3 separate regions of the Homo sapiens genome follow, and all the other regions are linked to region 3. The links are chromatin loops, found by intact Hi-C in ENCODE. Cell type or tissue: PC-3. All regions are shown on one strand. Region 1 overlaps RTKN2 (rhotekin 2). Region 2 overlaps ZNF365 (zinc finger protein 365). Region 3 overlaps ARID5B (AT-rich interaction domain 5B).

What was found. A loop is a pair of places that touch in the nucleus more often than their neighbours do. Peaks named below come from ENCODE experiments on the same cell type or tissue, not always from the same donor. Only the 100,000 strongest peaks of a DNase experiment are listed, where the experiment ranks them.
Region 1: it touches region 3 in a loop (5-fold over the local background); 24 of 110 quality-filtered maps call a loop at or near these places.
Region 2: it touches region 3 in a loop (3-fold over the local background); 12 of 110 quality-filtered maps call a loop at or near these places.

Annotation. Positions count from the first base shown.
Region 1 is chr10:62,191,603-62,199,602 of GRCh38, reverse strand. RTKN2 (rhotekin 2) reads left to right here. Exons shown (of 12, transcript NM_145307.4): 12 at 1,160-6,517. The coding sequence ends at 1,695. Among named protein-coding and RNA genes, the nearest start is that of LINC02621, 64 kb to the left of the region's middle. In PC-3, no CTCF peak of the experiment used is centred here; no DNase peak of the experiment used is centred here.
Region 2 is chr10:62,380,257-62,388,256 of GRCh38, reverse strand. The region is part of intron 2 of ZNF365 (zinc finger protein 365); the gene reads right to left. Among named protein-coding and RNA genes, the nearest start is that of ZNF365, 9.9 kb to the right of the region's middle. RefSeq lists an enhancer at 3,442-4,641. In PC-3, no CTCF peak of the experiment used is centred here; DNase peaks (open chromatin) are centred at 3,266, 3,986, 6,256, 7,676 and 1 weaker place; H3K4me3 peaks cover 2,872 bases; H3K27ac peaks cover 7,623 bases.
Region 3 is chr10:62,035,403-62,043,402 of GRCh38, reverse strand. The region is part of intron 4 of ARID5B (AT-rich interaction domain 5B); the gene reads right to left. Among named protein-coding and RNA genes, the nearest start is that of ARID5B, 140 kb to the right of the region's middle. RefSeq lists an enhancer at 2,165-2,224. In PC-3, CTCF peaks have their summits at 4,372, 4,586 (motif pointing left), 5,852 and 6,052; DNase peaks (open chromatin) are centred at 4,572, 5,272, 6,132 and 6,492; H3K4me3 peaks cover 2,537 bases; H3K27ac peaks cover 3,205 bases.

The DNA.
Region 1 (8,000 bases), 160 kb before region 3:
TGTTTAATAGATGAATTAATACAAAATAATGAATACACGTTTTTTCATAGTCTGAATGCTTAAGATCAGACAAAAAATTTAAGGCTTAAAATGAGTAAAGGTGCACTGAAAATAAATATTAGCTGAGTAGCTGATGAAAATTCTGAAAATAAACATTTGCACATTCTAAAATGTAATCATGTTCAGTAATTTTTTTTCTGTATTTTATTAAATTTGTTTCCAAGTAGTGTTGATAGATGCATACTAATGAATGGAAGCTTTCATCTCTAGCCAGAAAAAAGAAATTGGTTAAGTTTAATACTTTGGAAAATTTTAAATTTCTAGACCCACTAATATTCAATTTCCCACACCTTGAAGGGTGTTTATTTTTGTGCTGTTGCCTCAGTAAATAATGTTGTGAACAAGTGCAAGTCAGTCTAAATTCTGTTTAATTTGCCACTAATGTACCTGTACTTACATTCACTTTAAAATGTCAGGTTAAAAATGATACATTTGGGTTCACACATTTTAAAATACCAGTAATTTATTTAATAGAGATTTATCTCTGTTCTTTTATTTTTGCCAAGGAAAGTTTCACCCACCACCCTTATTACCAAAGTGGTATGAGGGCTTTACTCTGTTTTCCTGGGTTTTTGGTTTTAAGCATTTTCCCTTTTAACAGAGACTTTGCTGGTCTACAGGAAAGAATACTCATCCAAATGCAGTCATCCTAATATATATCTAGCTTTTGTAAAAAAGGAAATCTCTTACCTAGCAGTCAGAATAAGGTTTTAAATCCAGGAAATGTTATCTCATAAATACTTAATCTATAGAATTTTTTAGAAAACTCATATAACTCCACTTCTTTGAAAGATGGATTTTGCTAATTTATATAGGAATATATTTATACATGTGTATGTATTATGTAAATTATATGTATGTTATATATGTTTTATATACTATGTATTATGTGTATGTTTACATATATAATGTATGATTAGTGCAGCGCATGATCTTTTTAGTTCTGATGGTGTGGTTATTTTTACAAGTGAACGTTTTCCTTATCATAGTCTTTGATGACCATTGTATATAGCATACTAGTTTGGAAAAGAACTTATTTAGATAAAGTACATACTGCTTTTGAATTTTTTCATGTTTTTTTTTCTTAAAATTATTATAGGCATTGATTCACCTATGAAACTTGAAAGTTTAACGGATATAATACAAAAAAAAATTGAAGAGACAAATGGGCAGTTCCTTATTGGTCAGCATGAAGAATCCTTACCACCTCCTTGGGCCACACTCTTTGATGGTAACCATCAAATGGTCATCCAGAAAAAGGTACTGTATCCTGCAAGTGAGCCATTACATGATGAAAAAGGGAAAAAGAGACAAGCTCCCCTTCCTCCTTCTGATAAACTTCCATTCAGCTTAAAATCACAGAGTAACACAGATCAATTGGTTAAGGACAACTGGGGAAAAACAAGTGTATCTCAGACATCGTCTTTGGATACCAAACTATCAACTCTAATGCATCACTTACAGAAACCAATGGCTGCTCCTCGAAAACTTCTGCCTGCCAGGAGAAATAGATTAAGTGATGGTGAGCACACAGACACTAAAACCAATTTTGAAGCCAAGCCAGTGCCAGCTCCAAGGCAGAAATCCATCAAAGACATTCTGGACCCTAGATCATGGCTGCAGGCACAAGTATAGAAAACTCTTAATGATAAAACATTTAACAAAATCTATAACTGTGAAGCTTAATTCAGAGGCATTATAGAATAATGTGTAATTATATAGGTAAATATAGTGATTTATACCAATAATTAATAAGCTATTAGGTATAGAAAAACATTTTATAATGAAGAAGTGGATTTCTCTTTTACTCCTGATTTGCAGAATGTAAGTGATTTCTCCAGCAGTGTGCAAGAGGCAGTTTCTAGACAATATCCTAATTGTTGGAAGGGTTAATTTATTCCTGAATTAGTACCAGGCAGTGAATAAGCCCTAGGCAGAATAAAGCATTAAAATTTCTTTTGGGGAGAGACTGTCTAGTAATTTAAAATGTGTTAAATATGAACCATATTCTCATTGTGAGAATTTTAATACTAATGGAATGTTTCAAAGGTTTTATTCAAACCACAAATTATAGAATCCACCCAAGAAAATTTTCTTAGCATTCTGGAATTCTCATCTAATGGTTCACTGGCTCTCATCTATTGTTTAACTCACTAGTTTATAGGCCTGACCTTTTAAATTCCTGGGATAAATTTTAGAATATTAAATTCTTCATCTTTAAAGGGAATTTGTAATGTGCTATTCAAACTTGTTTCCTTGATGAGCCCTGAAATACTGTTGACATTAACTTTCATAAATGAAGCATAACACTTACTAGTTTAGAGAAATGGTAGATGAAATGCTCTTTACATTCAATTTTCTGTGTGTGGTGCTAATTTCCATTGTGACTTTGGAATTTAGGGAAGTGAGTAGCTGATCAACACCTTAAAATTCATTTAATACTTATTTAAAAAGAAGATGAGAGATTCAAAAATATCAGAAAAGTTGGCCATGGTAAATAATTTTCAGAATTCTTTTTTAAAATTTTAATTAGATTTCCTTTTCCTAGTAAGAGTTGATGTCTGCTAGTGGTATTTTTCATTAAATGTCATATTCTTACAACAGTGACATTGGAATCATTTCCATAGGAGGTAATTTCCATAGCAACTAATCATAGTGACCCAAACAGGATTATAAAGTCAAGTGAGGAATAAATAGCAGAAAAATACCTTAAAGGAACAAAAAATCCATTTTTTATAATAATGCTTTTTGTAAACAAGAGCAGAACAGTTTTAAAAATCTAATTAGAATTTCCAAATAAAACAGTTTCCATAAGGTGTCAGCAACAGCACTAAAAATCTCAAATCACACTGAACCCTAAATGTCATTGCAAGAAATAAAAATTTAAGAATTAAATTGCTGCCCTGTGTATAATCTCTTGAGATCTTTTTAAAGCTAGCAAGAACTCTATTTGGATCAGAACTACATTATTACAAAACAAAATGAACACTTGACCAAAAAACCACATTAATTTAAATGGAGCCTTTCATTATTTTCAGATAGCGGGGTCTTTTCCATTTATAGAGAATGATGTAACTGCCAGGACACTTTTGTGTTTGCCCAGGACTCCTAGTAAGAATTGAATCTTGAGGGAGTAATGATAACAAAAGGTTTCTTGTGACTGGTAACATCAGGACAGACAGAGTTTTTGGTGAGAAGAAAGTACTATATGCCTGCTTGATAGCATGTAGAGATCATCACATGTATGGAAACCTTAAAAAGTAAACTTATTTTTTCTAACTAGAAGGCTCTCATAAGTTTCTGTTATGATTGCCATTTCAATAAATGACATTAAAAATCTAAAGGATATTATTGTTTGAATTTTTGGGTTATTTTTTAAAACTTCATTGCTGTTTTTGACAGCATTTGTGACTGTCATTGCCACTAAATTATTGAGCTAGAAGATGCTGCAGGGAAAATTGTTTTGAAGCTGGCATCTAAGCATTCTTTTTTTTTTCCTAGTTGATGCCTTCCTTTATTACAAATCAGTATTAAAACTTCCAGATTATATTCTTGTCATTTTTCCTCATGCAGATAACAGCAGGAAGGACTTAAGGTGTATAAGAAAAAGAAAGTATTCATACAGAAATTACCTAGCAGTTGTGCCCTCAGAGTAGAACTTTGAAACAGGACTGAAGCCCTTTTTACCTAGAACCATTTAAAAGCCTGAGCAAGGACCACCACCCCCTCCCCACCAAATTATTCGGTCTCTTTCTGGGGGGCCCAGCTTACTGTATGTTACAAGTCTTTGAAATGGGTCTGGTGTCTTCAGCTCCTGAAATGCTAATTTACCCCTTACCTAAGGAGTGTAGTTATAATACAGAGTTGGTTTCCTTCCTTCCTTCCTTCCTTCCTTCCTTCCTTCCTTCCTTCCTTCCTTCCTTCCTTCCTTCCTTCATTCCCTCTGTCCGTCTCTCCTTCCCTCCTTCCCTCCTTCCTTCCTTTTTGTCTTTGTTTCTTTCTCTGGCCCCCTGTCCTCTCTCTCTGTCTCATCCCCTTTTCCCACTTTCCTTCTGTCTCTCCTTCCTCCCTTCCTTTACAGTTTAAAAAAAAAATCTAAAAATAGTTAAGCACTGTGTCAAAGAGTGTTTCAAAAGAATTGTTTGTTTTCTCATTTCTTAAACCAGAAGTTTATGACAAATAAATATGCCATGTAATATGAAAGCTGCTTCAGCTTTTTATGAGCTTTCACATTCCTTGTTTGTCCTTTTAATTTGTTTCTTGATATATGAAGACTATAAACTTGAAACAAAGAGTTAGCTGTCAGCTCTTGATAATATAATTGGGGAAACAGAATAGATATTTTATGATATGATAATTCTGATGATCTAAAGATAATGTCTTAGACAATTACCTTTACATTTCAAGCTCTGGGATATAAATTACGTAGTCAGCATTAAGATAGTATTATTTTTAATTGCTACTAAGTGGTAACTTTTGTATTTTAATATCTTGCAAGGGCAAAGAAGGCATTTTTAAAATTCTAAATGCACACCTCCTAAGGTAAATAGTCTTTCAAAAATATCAGGCGTGCCAACTCTTGCTGAGTTTTGTTAAATCCTCCTTAACTGTCTGCAGTGCCCCCTGACTTCTTTTAAATGGATGTGAATATATGTGGAAAACTAAATCCATTTATTATAAATGCCTTATCTTTACCCTTTGGGATCTTACTAAATGCATTTTACCTGCTACTATTTATTAAAAATGGAAGCTGTCTTGAATTAGAGATACCTCACGTAAGGTAGGTTAAGCAGTCAAGTATTTCTTTAGGCTTATGTTCAGCACCTCAGCCCCCTACTGAGAAGTTAATTAATTCAGTCCAAAATGAAATTATAGGGCAGTTTGGTGCAATTTATGTTAAATGCCATTTGAATGTAATCACCTGTGTTACCACGAATGAGGCACAACTATACTACATGGACAGAGTACTGCATTGCACCATGAGCAAGAACTGCTCTGCAAGAAAAATATCTGTCCCTGTGGTCTGAATTTATCAAAACTCATTTTCTTGTTAAAGAGTGAATTATTGAATAGTAATTAAACTTTAACTGATGACCATTTATATTCTAGTAGCCATCTTCACTGTTAGTCTTAAATTATAATGTAAAGTTGACATTTTCCCCTTACATTTCAAAGGCATCACTATTTTTAAATGTTTACATATGTTTACATGTTTGTGTGCAACTGCTTCATTGCTATTAATAGTTAAATGAAATCTGCATATTCTGGATCATAGATGTTCTTAGTTAACTCTGGGAAAGATGTTACCTTTGGGTTTTTAAAAGACAAGTCATCATTTGAAAATATATTAGGGTGTGTTGATTTTCTGACATGCTTGTGTAATTGGCTTTGTTTATAATTTTTATTTTTTAATATGGGTCAGACTTTTGGATTAAAAAGTATTATATCATGGACATACATTTTTTAAAGTACCAAAGGTATTTGGTAAGCGAGCCCAAGTCATGTAATTGAAACTTCTGTACATTAAAAGAACTGATTCATGAAGACGTTTTCTAACTTTTTCTCTTTAAGTGCTCCTCTAGACTAGACTGATTGAAGTAGACAGTGTGGTGGAATCAGTTTAATCAGAAAAAGACATACCAAGTAGCTGGTGCTAATTATTATAAGACTAACATTCTGATAAGCCATGGTATAATTAACATTATTAAAATGTTTACATATAATCCTTCTTAAAGTATACTCTTTTAAAAATCCATTGACATAACCTTACTTTTAGTTTAGTGATCCAGAATTTCCCCAGAGCTTAAGCCACTGCAGTAAATTAGGTACGTAGGATATTCAGTCGCTACTAGCCACAAGGAGTCTCCTTATTTTAATGTACCTCCCTCAGTACTTTATTCCTGCAGAGCGCCTCAGAGTGGGGGAGAGAAATGAGCAATCCTGGCTCAGTTGGATTATTTCAGCATTTTATTTCTAAATCTGTAGTGTGATCAGAAATATTTAAAATTAAAAAAATACTTTACAGAGAGAGGCCTACTAATCAATGTGCTTAGAGAAACAAACTACCTTTACATTCAATTAACAACAAAAAAAGTTACAGAAATTTTAACAAACATTTTTCTTTATCTGAGTATGGGAGAAAATACTAATGCTGACACGTTTAATAATTAGAAAAGATCATTCCAGATCTTATGGAAAATTGTGTTTTAAATTCCAGCAGTTTGCTCTTGAGACATGGTAATCTCTTAATGTAACTACTAAAGGAGAGGTAGATTGAAAAGATCTTGTATATACATAATTATGTCAGATGGTTCAAGATATCAAAATAAATTGTTTTGTTGAAAATGAATACTTTTTGGTGTCTTGCTTAAAAATATTTTTATATTTTGTTTATCTACTCAAAATTATGAATGGATGCATTTTTGTAGAACTTAATCTTAATAAACATTTAACTGAATTAGTTGTAGCAATTTTATAATTTTATATTAACAGGGAGAATAGTAGTAAGAGGAATTATTCACTTACCTCAAATATTAAAATGTGTGTTTTATGTATATAAAATATAATACTATAGATATAACATACATACATACATACTCATACACATAGTGTGTTAGATTCTTCAGGTATTTTCAGTTAGTTTTAAAAAATTCTTTTAAAATATGCTTCCAATGGAGCAGAATAAAAATTTCAAATCCCCTTCCATAGTTTACAGAAACCATTACAACCCAGCTCCAACCTGCCATGCCCTACTAGGTACTTCACTCTCAGTTCCTGTGCTTGTAGGACTAGCTGTTGGCTAGGGGTCACTCTTAGCTCCTAGAAACTGTGCTCCGGCCCTTGCTAGTAGCCCCTTCGGTCTTCAAAGTCAGCAACAGTGCATCAAGCCTCCCTCATGCTTCAAATCTCTGACTATTTCAGCTGCTCCCAATTGAAGAAAGTGCTTTGCTTTTAAAGGGCTCATATGATTAAATGAGGAATGCCCACCACGATAATTTCCCTTTTGAGTAATTCCAGGTCAGCTGATTCGGAAATCACTTTTGCATGCAATGTAATGATGGGTGTGATATCTCATCGTCTTCATGGGTAAAGAGCCATTGAATTAGAGCCACTGGAGTGCTATTTTAGCAGGCTACCCACCACATCTTATCAGATTTTTCAAGGGCAGAAAGCATGTTTTATTGACATTTAACCCTGTCATAGTATACTGTAATGAGAGTGAGTACAGCTTATTGGGTAATATGTGTAAGATACTATACTGTGTTAAATATTTTATATAAATTAATCATTACCATATTCTCTCAGTAGCCCCCCTTAACACACACAAGAGTGGAAGACTTGCTCTGGGTCATATACTGCATGGTAGTTGACTACGGACTCTGGAGTTAGACTTGGGTTAAATTCTAGCTCTGTCATGACTTAGCTATATGATTTGGGGCTTTTTTTTTTTAACCTCATTTGGGTTTTTTATTTTAATGTTTAAGATAAAAAAAAACCTTATAATATAGTTGTGTTTATTAAATAAGGTAATGCATGTAACACATAGTCTAGGACCTAATACTTAAGTTCCTGCCTTGTTTCTATAGGTTGACATATAGTATGTAACACGTGTATGAAGAGGGAAGAGGATACAGCTGATAGAGACCCAACACACACACAGTAACTTAGTCACTTATAACCCCTCTCCTATTTTCATTTCTTGCTTGATGTGAACATGTTAGGCTCACAGTGCATAAAAGTTTAGGAAATACCTAAAAGTGTATCCAAATACTTATTGTTCATTGTCTCTTGAACTCTATATTTGGCACTATTGGGGCTTATAAATTAAAAGACAGCCTATTCTTAAGCTCACGTGAATTCCGGTGAGTAGAACCAATCATTAGAGACTATGGAGATGAAGCATGGTTTGACCTGCCTCCCATATATCTAACATAAATCTG
Region 2 (8,000 bases), 340 kb before region 3:
CACCTCTTTGTGATTACATTTACAGACTGTATTTTAATAGAGGAAGATAGTCACTATAAAACAAACAAATAAATATATGTCAGATGGTCATAAGTGCTAAGAAAATTGAAACTGGGTGCAAGGGGACAGTGACAGAGGAAGGAAAGGAGTGAATAATATTTTAAAAAGCAAAGTTAGAAACGACCTTTTGAATGGGGTGACATTTGAACAGAGACCTGTGGAAGAAGCCATGCAGGTGTTTAGGAAGAGCAAACCAGGGACAGCAGATGGGTCTGAGGTACAGCAAGGGGGTCTACATGGAGGAGGGAGCTAGGTAGGACCTCACAGGTCACTGTGAGACTTCTGGTTTTATTACAAATGAGATGGGAAACCATTGGATGTATTGCTTTTAAGACAAGCTCTGACTTGGATTTTTAAAGTCTGGCGATTGGGAGAGAAAACTCTACAGGGAGAGAAAGTATAGGAGCAAGAGGCCGAGCTGAGCACCAAAACAGCACATCAAATGAGTCATCTTGTCCAACAGTATATTTTTTAGCTTAGAGCTTAGAACAAAACAGCCCATACAGCTACCACGAGGTCAACCCAAAGACCACCGGGAAAACTATTCTAATGCTGACATAAGAGAAGCAATGCATGGGTTGCCCTCCCCTAAGAAGCTGAGCAAAATACTTCAACTACTCCTTTATCTACATAATTCACAAGTAGATTACAAATCCAGAAAAATTCTAATAACTTTATTACCATCTTATATTTTGCTTTCATTTTTAATGGAAATATGAAAATAGTATTTTTTTCTGATTTATAAATAAGCTCTTTATTTAAAAAATTCAAATAACCCATTAGAAATATAAAAAAGGAAAGATCACCTGAAACTCCATTATCCTGAGACCACCACCATTATCTTGGTAGCCATCCTCATGAACATCAAACTCATCCCCAAACACACCCACCCAAGCACACATACACGGTTTTCCTTCTTTTCCTACCTTGCTCTCAACTCTCAATTCCCCTCTCTCCAACCCTCTTTCCTAGGCCAAGGACCCAGTAATCACCACTATGAATAGGTGTATATTGCCAGAGTTCTCTCTACCCTATTGTCTTCACTTAATAAGAAGCCATGAATATCCTTTTAGTCATCACCCTTGTATGTTCTGCAAGTCCCAGGGGAGCTAATGAGTTCCATAATTTTACTGTCCGTTGGGTAGTATTTCCTTTACATGTCTCCAAAATCTCTCTCAGTCTTCAAGGAATGGCCTCTCACTGTTTTTGCCATGTTCAACTTACACAAGATTCTAAAGACTCTACTTTCTGTCCTTTCAGGCTCTTTCAATTTTGATTCGTGAATGCTAATTTTTGTTAATCCAACCTCATTCAGTTGTTCTAGACAGTTAATTAAATTCATTGGCTTCTCTACATCTTCTCAACCTCCACTTGATCTTTATTTTCCACTGAGCTCTGTAATTCTCTTGGGAGTAGAACTTCAGGGAAGTCTAGCTCAGGAAGTCAGAGTTTTACATAAGATCTTTGCAAAATAGCTGGTAGTGACCTCCAGCTCTTTTCTTCTGTACTAATAGTCAGTGTGCCACTTTTACAATTAGTCATGATTTTTCTCTCACAAATACATTACGCCACACATGGCCATACTGAAACTTTTCTGACACTTCCTATAGAATCACACATCCTTACAAAACTTTGGGAATTACATATGTATAAAAACAGACAACAGGCTGGCTCTAATAATGATTCACTCAAAGAAATGCTAGTGATACCAGCCCCTGTTTTTTCTAGTTTCCCAACCAGGATCAAACATAAACCCTAATTCCATAATAATTCCATCATCTTTCAGTAGCTAAGAAATATCCACACACAAGAAATAAGAGTCCTTCTGGAAAAGAATTTTTTTCATCGTCAAGTTTCAAGTTTATTTCCAGATGTTTCCATATTAGCCCTCAATAGAAGATGTGTACTTTTCAAGGTCTTCATTATTCAGGCCATGAACACAAGCCAATTTTTAAGCTCTACCGTCATTCACTTTGATCTGCTTCCTACATGAGCCACAAACTTTAACTAGCAGCAAACGAGTGGCGGGCCCATGTGAATGCATCCCCAGCCCTTTCATGGTTCTTGCTTATGGTTTAGGTCCTTTGGGATGGAGTATTCTGGAAATACACCACAGGAAAATGGTTACTACTTCTTATTTCCAACATTAAGGCTTCAATTCATTTGGAGTCTGAGAATCCAAATTTCTACAAGCCTGTTGTAGAGATTTCCTGGGAGATATTTAGGATAACTGAATGATGCAACTGTCTCCAAACTGTACTTACAGGGCAAACAACCAAAAGTTAAAAAAAAAAGTACCATTTTTAAAAATTCATTTCGGTCAATATTTCCTACATCTTATTATGGAAATGGTTCACATATATTAAGGAAAATATAAAAATTGACCTTTTGGAGGATTCAACTGGGCAGGGACAGAATCAGCTTTTGTTCTCTGTTCTAAGTCCAGCACTCAACACATTTGTGTTTGACACACAATATTGAATAAGTATTTGTTGTAATTAATGTTTATAAAGGACAAGGAAGAAACTAAAAATGACCCAAAATCCCACCACTCAGAAGCAACTACTGTCAATATCCAGTATATTTTTTTCCTGTCATTTATCTCTGTGCACATTTACCATTCCAGGGCTTTCATGCTATACAGTCTAGCATATGCGAAGACAGCAACATTTGATGGCTTAATCTCAGGGGATTAGCATCACAAAAGCAAGAGAACAAATTTGAATGCAACACCTTTTATGATTGTGGCTGTATTTTTCAATCACATATTTTGCCACTGTTTCTACATGAAACTTTTAAAAATTAATATTAATGCTGATATTAATTTTTAATATTAATTTTAATACGCTCCTGGAATGTTATGCCATGTCACAGAAAAGAAGGATCTTTTTTCTAACTTCTCTCAACCAATTATCTTGTGCCCTGAAGCTGAGAAGTTAATACCTTCTGTATTTTTCAACCAACCTGGCACAAACTGCTAACCTAATTTCAGTTTGTAGATGTATTACATCAACTAGGGTGGAAAAAAACAGTTAAAACAAGCTTGATGGTATCCTATGATTTTGTTTTAAAAGACAGGTTAAACACAAGAGAAAGACTGGAGAAGTTCATCATACTGAGATTGTGTAGGGTATCTTTGTTAGATGAAAAAGGGATCAAAACCAAGTGACTAATTGTGGAATATCATGTGTGTACATCTCAGATCCACCGTTCATTCACATCCTGTTCAGTCTGGATGAATATCCAGAACCACCTCTTATTTCCCCAAAGAATCTTGGGGTTTTTCTGAATGGAAAAGAAAAGGGGTTAAACACATTGCATTTGTAACCTCTTTCATAATTACACTCCAAACAATAAAATATCCATTCAAAGTGCAAGACAGACCAATAGATTTCAACGTAAGAAAGTACAAAATGTTCACTGATATGGTTTCAGATCCCACATTGCAATGACTCTTTAAGAAACTACCAACTGTCACATTTGGCACAGCATCAAAGCAAAATATCCATGATTATCTGAGAAGGCTATTAAAATACCCCTCCATTTCCTACTATGTATCTGTGGGAGACTAGATTTTCTTCATCTGTTTCAACCAAAACAACAAATTTGCAACAGACTGAATGTGGAACTACCAAAGTCCAGCTGCCTTCTATGAAGCCACACATAAACTTTTAAAACAATACCGCTCTTTTCACTAAATTATTTTTGGGAAAACAGTTATTTTTCATAAAAATATGTTATTTACGTTAGCATATAATGGATACATGTAGTGAGAGAGTCAAACAATGAAAGAAGGAAATACCGAAATAAACACGTAATTACAAAGCTAGTTAAAAGTGACTAAGAAGAAGAATAATATGATGCTATCGGACAGAACAGTAGAAGACTTGTGTGGTTTTATTTCTGGTTCTCAACCCTGTGACTCAGAATACAGTGTGAAAGCTGGAAGGCCAGATGAGAAGATAAGGGCCAACCTGAGTGAAACTCAATCAGGGTGTGGGTGCAGACCAGTGTTGGGGAAATTTAACTGGTTCTAAGCCACTTCCGGCCCCATCTTCGACTTCTTCTTTATTTAAAAAAAAAAAAAAAGGCCAAATATTATTAAATCAGAGGTTTTAGGCTTCAGTAGAAAACATGCTTATTTAAAGCAATATTTGACACTAAAAAAAAAAATACCAGTACAATATAAGAAACTGACCTTGAAGCTCATTATTATGCAGAATGATTTCCAGATCTGGAAATCTGTCAGATGGATAGGTATCCAGAAACCAACACAGTAGAAGAGGAGCAATGAGGGAAAAAGCCCTTTCCAGAGAGCCAAACCTTCAGTTATATCCATTCACACATGCGTTCATTAATTTACAGGATGACCATATGGTCTGAAAAATAGATAATATTATTTCATTTTTTACAGATGGAATCCTCTCAGTTACTTCTTCTGAGATGGGTTAAAGACAGGTTAATTCAGAAAAATCAAAGACATGCTATCATGTGACCAATACACCCTAGAAGCATGTGCAGAGAGTAATGGAAATATGCGTTCACGCACTGTGGTGCTCACTGCAATTTTGCACAGGCATTGAACTATGCATTTTAATGAGTGACAACACGTTGATCCTATCATGTATTATAATCTACTATCAACAAACCATTTCTTATGTCTATTTTAACTTCCTTCATTTTTGCACTGAGCCACACTTACTTTTGGATATGCTGTTCCCTCTGCCAGGGTCATTCCTCCTCCTCTTCCCAAGCCCCCACAATTAATTATCAATTAACTATTCCTCTAACCTCAGACTCTCTTGCCAGGGAGTATTCTCAGACACATGCCCAGGTGTACATGACATGGCCTACTGTGTTTTCCACAGAAGTTTGTACCTTATCACCATGCACATCACAATGAACCAGTGTGCCATTTCCCCATTTGACCATAAAATCAGTGAGTTCAGGGACCTTGTGTGCTCCTTCACTGTCTGCAAGTACCCCCTGTACCTAACCTGAGCCCAGCACACAATACAGGATTAATGCATTTCTGCTGAATGCATGAAATGTGCAACTATATCTCTACTCGAAAATCATTAACCAACACAGAGATCCTTAAGTTTCTTTTTTCCTTTTTCCAGACAAGTACTGGGGCATAAAACCAATGAGTAACCTACGGGTACCTCCTACAGGAGTAGGGGGTGGGATCTAAAACTGATGCCTCTCTTCTATTCTTAAACACTTTAACATCAGCTTCTCCTCCCAAAGGCGAAGCTCTACCAACTTATTTAAATTTCACTTTACATGACTGATTTATGAACCTCTTCAGAGGAATATGAAACGGTAAAAATACCTCCAGCTAAAAATAGTCTAGCTATTGATCACAGAGCACCTCAGACAGACCATAACGTCAACCACAAGGCAAATCCCAAAGCAGGAGTCGACCACCTCCGAGCACAGGGAGCTTGGCTGCAAACCCATAGCATGGAGTCGGCTCCTGCGCTCTCTTTCCGGCACCACAGGCCTGAATCTGCAACAACTGCACGTCTTAAGGCATGGCCCATCTCTACTCTTGTTGGCCCTTAACGCTAATGAGAAAATCAAACTATTCTCATTGGTTGTAAGTTGACTAATACTATATTCTGAGTCCCAAGGGCCTAGAGTGGGGATGTGATAGGAGGCAGGGGAGTGGAGAAAAGAGAATATGCAGAGATAGAAATTGAAAACTTTCCTGGGTTTCCGAATTTTACCATGTGCCAACCCTGAGAGGATATGCTTGACACGTCATTTATTCTATATGAGTTTCTAAGTCTGCAAGGAACACATCCTGAAAAGAGAGGACCCCATTTATATGCACGAACCAACAATGTGGAGCAAACAGACCCTTCTCCACCCCGCTGACCTCTATATCCAATGTGATTTTTTCTTGGCCTGCTTTCTAGCTATGAATCAGTCTGGACACTACATTGCTTAGTCGCTGCTTTAGCTGATCAAAAAATGGGAATGAATTAAATAGCAAGAGGATTTGGTTGTGCAAAGCAAGTTACCAAATCAGATTTGCCTTTTAAAGGCCAGCATTCCAAGGTCAGCTCTGGAAAAAAACCTAAATGGGCATTACCTAGCTCAGGCCACCCCCTCTATGTCTCATTTGTCATACACCCTAATGACCTGTTTAATGTCAAATTTCCCTTCTGGTTTATAAAGTCCATGAAGGCAGGAACTGGATGCCTTTGGTTTACCATCCCATGGTCGGAACCTAGATCAGTATCTGCTGCTCAGCAAACACTCAATAAAGATTTGTCTTCTGCATGGCTTTAGGCTGGAACGAGGCAAATGATGAAGGACAAAGGGAAACAGATTCTACGTGTCACTGCCTGCAAGGGAGTAGGATGGAAATTAGAGATGGAATCACAAAGAGTCCTCTCATTGTGATCAAAGCCTAGCAGTGGCAAAAGCCCTACCCCGATTAAGCAAGGACATCTGAGAGTCAAGTGAAAAGCCCTGGGCTGGGTGTTCTGGAAGCTTAATATCATGACCACACTGATGATGCCACCCTTCCCCTGCCTCCCAACACCTCAGATGCCAGCTGACATTTTCTTTAATCACATCAGAAAAATAAATGATGTCACCATGGCAGCCCTCTCAAAATAGCAAAGAAGCAAGCCCATCCAAAATGGGCCACACTCAGTATTACATAAGTCTTGACGCTTTGGGGGAAAAAAAAATCACATTTTCAGGAGTCTGGCTGGGACACAGTGAACTAATGGAAAAAACACTCAGCAGAGAGACAGGGAAATTGGATTCCAGGTTCAGCGTTGCTACTAAATCTCTATCCTTGGGCAAGTCATTCCCCTGCTCTAGGCCTTATTTTCTGCATGTATAAAATGAGTGTGTTATCCAGCAGGAAACAGGGGCAACCTTCTGGTTCTCAAATCAGAAATCACCTGGTCTACTCAGGGGCCATCTCTAGCAGCCCTCCCTGCCGCCCCTTCAAGGTCACTCTCTTCTGGCCATCAATGCAAATTCTGCCTTTCCTCCTCATTTCCTCAGTGTGGCCTCTCCACACATAAAAATCTGTTCTCTAATGTATTACCAACTTGAAACTGTGGCTTATATTGAGGCACTTCTCAAAACTCCCCTTGCATGTTCCTGAGTATCCCTTATTCTTCCTATACAGAACACAAACACCTTAGGGAAAGACAGCAAGCATTTTATGTTCCCCCCCACACACCTCACACAGCACTGGGCACATTACAGATGTTCAATCAGGACTTTTCAAAACATATTGCAGAAAAGTGTATATGTAAATTTTGTGTTACTTTTATTATACTCAAATTTTCCAGACCCCACAGGACCAACTCAGCCAGCAAATTAGCTACTAAGTCCATCCTTTCTTGTTAAGGGATACCTTAAAGCAAGGTTTCCAGGATTGATTTACCTGATTACAGACAGCACTACCCACCAGCTCTGAATACTCTTCAATAAGTAAATACCTGTTTCACTAGAACTTTTAAAATCACACTGACTTTGTCAAGACAATGAGCAACTTCTTTCTTGGGTTTGCACTCCAAAACCTACAGATACCTTCTACGGGTTTACAATGAGACTGACCAGTACAAAAGTGCAAAATAGTTGACCCCTGAACAATGCAGGGATTAGGTGAACCAATCTCCTATGCAGTTGAAAATCCAAGTATAACTTTTGACTCTCCAAACACTTAACTCCTAATAGCCTACTGCTAACCAGAAGCCTTACTGATAACATAAACAAATGATTAACACAGATTTTGTATATTACATGTATTACATATCTGTATTCTTAAAGTAAGCTAAAGAAAATGTTATTAAGATAATCATAAGGAAAATATATTTACTTCTCATTAAATGGAAATGGATCATTGTAAAGGAGGAGGAGAAACAGAAGGGTTGGTCTTGCTGTCTCATTGATGGCACAGACAA
Region 3 (8,000 bases):
CGTAATATAAAAATGTTCTAGAAGTCTGTATAATAGGGGTGTCCACAAACACACTGGCAAAGAAGAAAGGGATTATAGATGCTTTTCACTACTGCTTGAGAAACAAGGGGAAAATCTGGGAGCTGAATCTAGGAGTGAGGAGACAGTCTGGCTTTTCAGAGGATTGACTCTCTAAGGGGAGAATTCTGGAAATAGGAAAAGAGATTGAAATCTATGCCAGACCTTTCCAACTCTCACCTTCTCTCTGGTCTATTTGGCTGTCTGCAATATCCTCCAGGGGAAACCATTCTTGGTGGAGGGTCCCCTTGTAAGAAGTGGACGTGGTAGCTCATGGCTGCTGTGCAAGAGCCTATGCATCTTTGGGATAATGGGGTCTATATACCATAGCATGGACAAGACCACAGCCTAGGTTTTCCTGAGGATCAGGAGCCTATGGAAAGAATCCTTTGTCTTGGAATTCCATATATTCTTTTTTTTTTTTTTTTTTTGGGACAGACTCTCGCTCTTTCACCCAGGTTGGAATGCAGTGACGCGATCTTGGCTCACTGCATGCTCCACCTCCCAGGTTCACACCATCCTCCTGCCTCGGCCTCCCGAGTAGCTGGGACTACAGGCGCCCGCCACCAAGCCCAGCTAATTTTTTTTTTGTATTTTTAGTAGAGACGGGGTTTCACCGTGTTAGCCAGGATGGTTTCGATCTCCTGACCTCGTGATCCAACCGCCTCGTCCTCCCAAAGTGCTGGGACCACAGGCGTGAGCCACGACGCACAGCCAGAATTCCACATATTCTATAAAGAGACATCAGGGCAGAGCGGACATCTTAGGACTTAGCTCACACCTAAGGGTGTGGCGGTGGTGCTATCTAGGAGCTGATACTGCACGCAAAGGGTCTGTTTTCTCAGCCCATGCCACCCACCAGCTAGCTGCAAGGTCCTGTCAAGTCACAAATTCAGTAAAACCAAAAGTGGACTCTCAAAATGCCATCAAGGCTCAAACTCCCACTTTCACATTTACCTGGCAACTCCTTTCTCCTATTCATCTCTCCAGATGCCAGGTGTCCACGAGCCATTTCCAGGCCCCAGGCTCCTCTCTCAATGGAGATCATGCACAGAAGCTATTACAATGAGAATAAGCATGTTGTTTCAATGCTATACTATGTGTTTTTTTCTTATGACTTTGAAATAGCTCCTGTTTTCATTTTTTGAAAACTCTTCTATAAATACAGATTTAGTCTTTCTTGGTATGGTTCTATATAATACAAATATAATATTAACAAGATAATTGTCTTTTTTTCTTAAGGCTGTTTAAGGATCTGCTCTGGAAATGTGTTTTAAGGACATTTTGATTTCCACAATTTCTGAAGGTTGTACAGATAGAACCTCTTAAACAAAGAGAGTTAATTTTTTGTCTCTCTCTTTTTTCTTTTTGTTACAATCAATAAATCTGCTCGTTCTAGTCTATGATTGATATGTTCTTTGGTGTTACTATTGAACATGACAGCACAGAAGTGAAAGCAACATTTTTGTACTGAATAGCCTTGTAAGAGCAGTAAATATCAGAACAGTTTTTAAACTCATTTATAAACAGGACATTCTTGTTCAGCCATTTCTCCAGGTTTGGAAATGAGATATTCCATTTCATCATTGAGGATAACTGATTTGCTACCTCTCTACAGAAAACATTCCCCACTTGGAAATAAGTAAAAGAGATGGATTGTTTTTGTTTTTGTTTTGGTGTGTATGTGGATTAACATGGAGATATTTAACTTATGACATACTTGGATGAGTATGTCATGGGATACATTTTAATATTTAAAAGACATACACATAAGAAACAGTTATCAAGTGATAGGCTCCCAATTCTTTTAAAAAGATCCAAAAAGGAATTTGTACAGAAAGGGGGCTTTTCACTCACTTTGTGCTTTTATACCTTTCAGAAAGAATAATGTGAATAGTAGGATAGTCTTTTACTTAAAAGTAAAAAGATGACTATTTTTGGTTGTCTGAGATTCGGAGACATTTTTCTTTGTTCAGGCAAATCCCTCTCACCCTTCCTCCCTATGAGGGCACCAGCACCATCCCCAACTAAGTACCTCAGTGGTCTCTGAGCTTCATTTGTTTGTGCAGGTACCGGAGCCAAGATACTGGAAAATGACTTTAAAAACTCTTCTGTGGTACCAAGAACCTCATGCAAACTCACAGATTGTATAGAAGAGCGTGTGTCTTGGAGCAGGGTGGGGTGAGGGTACAGAATGAGAAGAGCTTTGGGGCCTGGAGTGGGCGTGGAGAGGCAGCAACAAGGTTGATAATACCTGGTGACATGTTAACTAAGGGCAGATTATAAGCCGTGGGGCAAGCTAGAGTGATCACTCAATTGGAGGGAGGGTTTGTTACACTATAGAGAAACAGCACACAGATACCATCAGAAACCCTAATGTAAAGCTAACAATGAACCCAGAAGAGGTTACAGCTTCTTTACATTTTTCACTGTAAGATAAAACATTTCTATGACTATTTAGAATTGCTGTGTCTGATACAGTCACCGCTAGCCACGTGTCCCTTGAGTATCTGAAATACTATATGTCAAGTCCAAATTGAGATGTGCCGCAGTGTAAAATACACACTGGATCTCCAAGACTTAATACAAAATAAAAGTAAAATATCTCATTAATAACATTTTATATTGATTGCATATTGAAATGATAATATTTTGAATATACTGGGTTAAATAAAATATATTATTAAAATTAACTCCACATGTTTCTTTTTACCTTTTAAAATGTGGTTACTAGAATATTTTAAATTACATGTGGCTCACATTATCTTTCTCTTGGGCGATGCTGGTTTAGTCAATAATTCAATGTTATGATTATAGATATGTTCTTGGAAATATGTGTTAAGGAGCAGACAGAACAAGATTAACATCTGAAGCTAGAATAATCAGCAAAAGTCACGATTCAATGTTTCAATACATTTAAGATTTTATTCACTGTTATGGAGGGTAGTCATGTAAAAACGTTATATATAGTTATATATACACATTACACACATATATATATATATAATGTTATAATAGTATCTAAAAATTTTTCTTAAGCTGAGGTCTCCCTTCTGTAAAATTCAAATCTGGTAATCATTGACTCAAGGCTACTAAATGGCCCTGATGAAGATGTTATTTCATTAACTTTCTTAACTAAGATGTCAAAGTAAATGTTAAGCTTTGACAACAGACTGGAGAAGAGACAGAAAGAGAGAGAGAGTGAGAATGGAGAGAGAGAGGGGAAGGAACTAGCTAATTATTTATTTCATGACTTGTTCTCTCCTGCTGTCAATATGGGTCGGGTATAATGTAAGCCATTTTCATCATCCAGTACAAACTGAATAGGAGAAAATGGAGCTGGAGTGATTTTAGTTGCTTGGAAGTAGACACTTCTTAATCTCCAACTATTGAGTAAGTTAATGGTCTGACTTTTTGGACATTTCATCTGAGAATAAATAGAGAGGTCAGTTACAGTCAGGCCTAAATGCAGGGGCATAGCCTCATTGGCTTTGCCAACCTGCTTCAGGTCCCATTTATGACAAAATATGAGATTATTCATTGAAGACTGGCATTCCAATAAGCCCAGAAAAGTTGAACAGAACAAAAAGGTTTGAACTCTGGGGGCAGGGAGGAGAAACATTCTTTCCGCAATCATTCTTAGCACCAAAAAACCATCAGGCATCACTGAGAAGGCGGCTGCCCGGTGCTCAGTTTGCCCTGTGTCCCATCCTCCCAAACAACTTGTTATAGTAGCCAAAATCAAAGCTGATTCCCTCCACCTCCTCACTTTTTGATTCCTGTGGCAGCAGCAACACAGAAACCTAACTAGACATTAACAGCCCTCCAAACACTACATGCCAATCAAAAGGCTGCACACACATGGTAAAATGGGTTCCTATGGTAAAAATAAAAGAGCAACAATGGTGGCTATAGAAAGAAGCTTAGGAAATATTTTCTTTTCTTAGAAGGCAGTAGTTGCTGTAGCATTTAAGGCAGTAACATGCAGAAAGGCTTAGACCAAAATTTCTGCAACATCAATGAAACATGCAATCAATATCATACATTCTACTGTATCATACTTATATTGTACTAATTTTGATGAAATGATTGGGCGGTTTCAACCTATGTACCACGAAGCAATCTGCACACCTCTGGTATGTTTCTGATATCTAACTATAGAAGTATTTGTCTTTGTCCTCCAAACTCTTTTATAGCACATGGTATGCATATTTCAGCATCCAACATTATTAACTCATGAGCAACTGTCAGTTGATGGTTATCTAACACATGGGGTCTGCACAAAAGGGATCCTTATTTGGGCAAAAGCTCTTGTCTGCACCAGTCTGTCTATATTTTCCCTCAGAATAACTTTATTTGGATCATTATTCGCTGTTAGTGGAAACTCGGAGGCTGCATGTATGGCAATCGGAAGGTGGAGAAATAAATCCTTAACAAGTTCAAACACTTAGCTGATATTAAAACCATTTCTAGCTTTGTTAGCTGAAAGCAAACGCTCCATTGCCCTCTCGTGGTGAGTCGATGGGATGCGGTGGGACGACCAAAAAAACCCGCAGAAACTAACAAAAGAGTTTACTCCAATACAGGTGACAACATTCATCTTGGATAGAAACAGCCACAAATGACAACCTTATGTTGTTTTATATGTTTTAGAATTTACATTTTCAGCCCTCTTATGTGGAGATTGGACAAGGTGGGGTAGGTGGGGTTTGTAATATGGAAATTAGAACTTTGTCTTTCTGCAATACAATGACTTCACTATATTTACAACCATAGCTGCTATATATGTGGCAAATTGATTTTTATGAGATTTAGAAACTTAAAAAAATCATGCTCACATTTTAAAAGCTCCTTTAAACCAAAAATAGACTGATGTTCCAACTGGTTTGGAATTATAGGAACCAAGGAAAGAAGTCTGAATAATTCCCTAATATGGAAGAAAAACTGGCTTTTTTTCTTTTCTTTTTTTTTTTTTAAATAAGGAACAGTTTGTTTCTGACAATAGGCAACATGTGGGACTTATAGAACCAAGTATAGGTACAGAATTTATCTTTCTATATTGTCTAAAAATAAAATTTTAAAAAATTCTGAACTCCAAATTTAATAGTCAGTTACCCAATTGGGTATTTATCTTTTAAAAACACCATTTAAAATTTCTGCTGTATGCCTTTCAACAATTTCCTGCCTAACAGGCCCATCCCCAGAAAGCAAACAAACCTGGTATTAAAACAGACTGAAGAGCTTAAGAGAAAGCTGGGGGAGAAGTCAGGGCAAAGTACATGAGAACATAAACTACTTTTTTAAATCTTACTACCAGTAAATGTACCATTTTTCTCTTTTATGTGTCTTCTCTTCAGATAAAAGCCACTCCTCCAACCAGCATTACAGAAATGCTCTGTATTTTTATAATATGATTTTAGGGGCAGATTAATCTCAAATTGGCTTTTCCACTCAAATGTGGAAGTTCAGTTTTGCAACAACAGTTGTTTGATTTTGTCTTTGAATTAGCAAAGTTCTTAAAGTAATTTTACTATAAAATTAAACAGCTGGGAGTTCTTTAGCAAAACATGACAACTCTTGTTCTTCTTTGTACTATTGTGCAAGCTGAAATACCCTTTCTTTCATGTCTTTATATTCCAAAATGAATTCCCTAGTTACCCTTGTTTAGCTTTAAGAAAAATAATAAAGAAGGGGGGCGGTTTTTGCTGACCTCTGAAATTCACAGGCTTTTAAGCACAGGGCGTTTACACAAGGTGCGTTCTCAAAGGGCTTTTGTTTAATTCCTATTATGGAATGAAAAATGATATTTTGCCCCAATACAATGCCAATCTTTGTGTACGGCAAAGCTGTTGACAAGTATTTCTGTGGAGCAAGGCATCTTATGCCGATTTCGCAGATGGGAAAACTGAAACATCTCTAAATGGTGAGGAAATATGGGACTAAGATGTTCATAGAGGCTGGAATTAAATTTAGAATTTGACTCTTAGCCCAGGACTCTAACCATGTGAGGGCCCTAACTCTCTGGAATCAACAGAAGGGCAATTTTAAAACATTCTTTTGACGTTATTAACCACAGCCTCGGGGCTCAGGGAAATGAGTGGGGGAGGGCCTGGAAACATAATACAGAGCTGCTAGGTGACAGCCTCTTGCAACATTGCTAATACTTTGGATTACTTGATCCATATTGCCGTATATTCTACTAATATTCTGGGGCTTAATGATTTCCTTTGTATCTTAAAAAATTAGAGTCTAGATTCAAGGGCTAGTGTAGACTGCTTCTTAAAATATGGAGCCGGAGAGTCATGACAAGACAAATTGTGGAAAGCGGTTCTTGGCTTTTCACATGAATCTGGAACCAAAGATCACTGCTAAGAGTTGGTGAAACCATAGATGTTATGCCAGTAGGATTCGTCATTGGAGTCATTTATAAAATGATGGAATTCCATAGCTTTAGGAAAACCTCGGGCACCAGCTAGTCATTCTCCACATCAGAAAAGACAGGACCAGAGAGCCTGCCACTCGCCCAGAGTCACCCAGTGAGTAGCAGAGCTGCGACAGACTCTGGTTTCTGTTGCATGAGATCAGCAGCAGAGCCTTGGCAGCAGATGGTTTTTCAATGGGCCCTGAATACCTCCATTTGGGTCTCTGCAGGGTGAGCCCTGTCATCCCAAGACCATGTTACTGAAACACACTTTCCAAGGAACTGTAATTAATAAAGTCAAATGGGAGCTGACAAGGACATTCCCACTGTGTTCATATGCCAAAACATACAAGCAAGAAAGCTCACTTGGAGTGCATGAAGCGCAGGTCCTTCTGGCAGGACTTCTGTGCACCATACTCCCAGCTGTTTGCTCAGACCCAAATGTGAGGTACTAGCAGCAAAACACTTGCAAAGCCATCAGGAAAGTGCTCTGGCATTGGGCGTCAACAACCGCCACCTGCTTGCTAGGCTGGGCTGAAAAAACAAAGGAGCCCTCCTGGGGGTGAGGAAGGGCTTTGGGAACTCAGGACCTCTGGGATCAAGAAGAAATGGACCACAGGCCACTGTGCTAGGGAGCATCGTCCTCACCTTCTAGCAGTAACTCATGCCTCAGAGGTCCCAAGCACATTACACAGCTTTATACCTGTGTGCCTTTGTTCCTGGGCTTCCTCTGACATCGATACCTTTTCTTTTTTAGCTTTTCTCCCTCCTGCCCTAACTCCTCGCTTAAAAGCTTCCTTGGCCAGGTGCAGTGGCTCGCGCCCGTAATCCCAGCACTTTGGGAGGCTGAGGTGGGTGGATCACCTCAGGTCAGGAGTTCAAGACCAGCCTGGCCAACACAGTGAAACCGCGTCTCTACTAAAAACACAAAAATTACATGGGCATGGTGGCGGGCGCCTGTAATCCCACCTACTTGGGAGGCTGAGGCAGGAGAATTGCTTGACCGTGGGAGGCAGAACATGAAGTGAGCCGAGATCGTGCCACTGCACTCCAGCCTGGGTGACAAGATCGAGACTCTGTCTCCACCCCCAGCCAAAACAAAACAAAACAAAACAAAAAGCTTCCTTACTCTCCCTCATCTCCAGCTGGGTGAGAAAACCCTTGTCAATACCTGTACAAAGTATGCTTTGGGTTGGTCGTGGTGGCTCACACTGAGACCAGCCTGGCCAACATGGTGAAACCCCGTCCCTACTAAAAAATACAAAAATTAGCTGGGCATGGTGGCAGACGCCTGTGATCGCAGCTACTCGGGAGGCTGGGACAGGAGAATCACTTAAACCCATGAGGTGGAGGTTGCAGTGAGCTAAGACTGTGCCACTGCACTCCAGCCTGGGCAATGAGTGAGACTCCGTCTTAAAATAATTAATAACAAATTTGAAAAAATGCAAAAAACAAGCATGCTTTGATCCTGGCACCTGGCACCCTGTACTGAAATCATCTGGTTAGTGTACCTTACCACAGT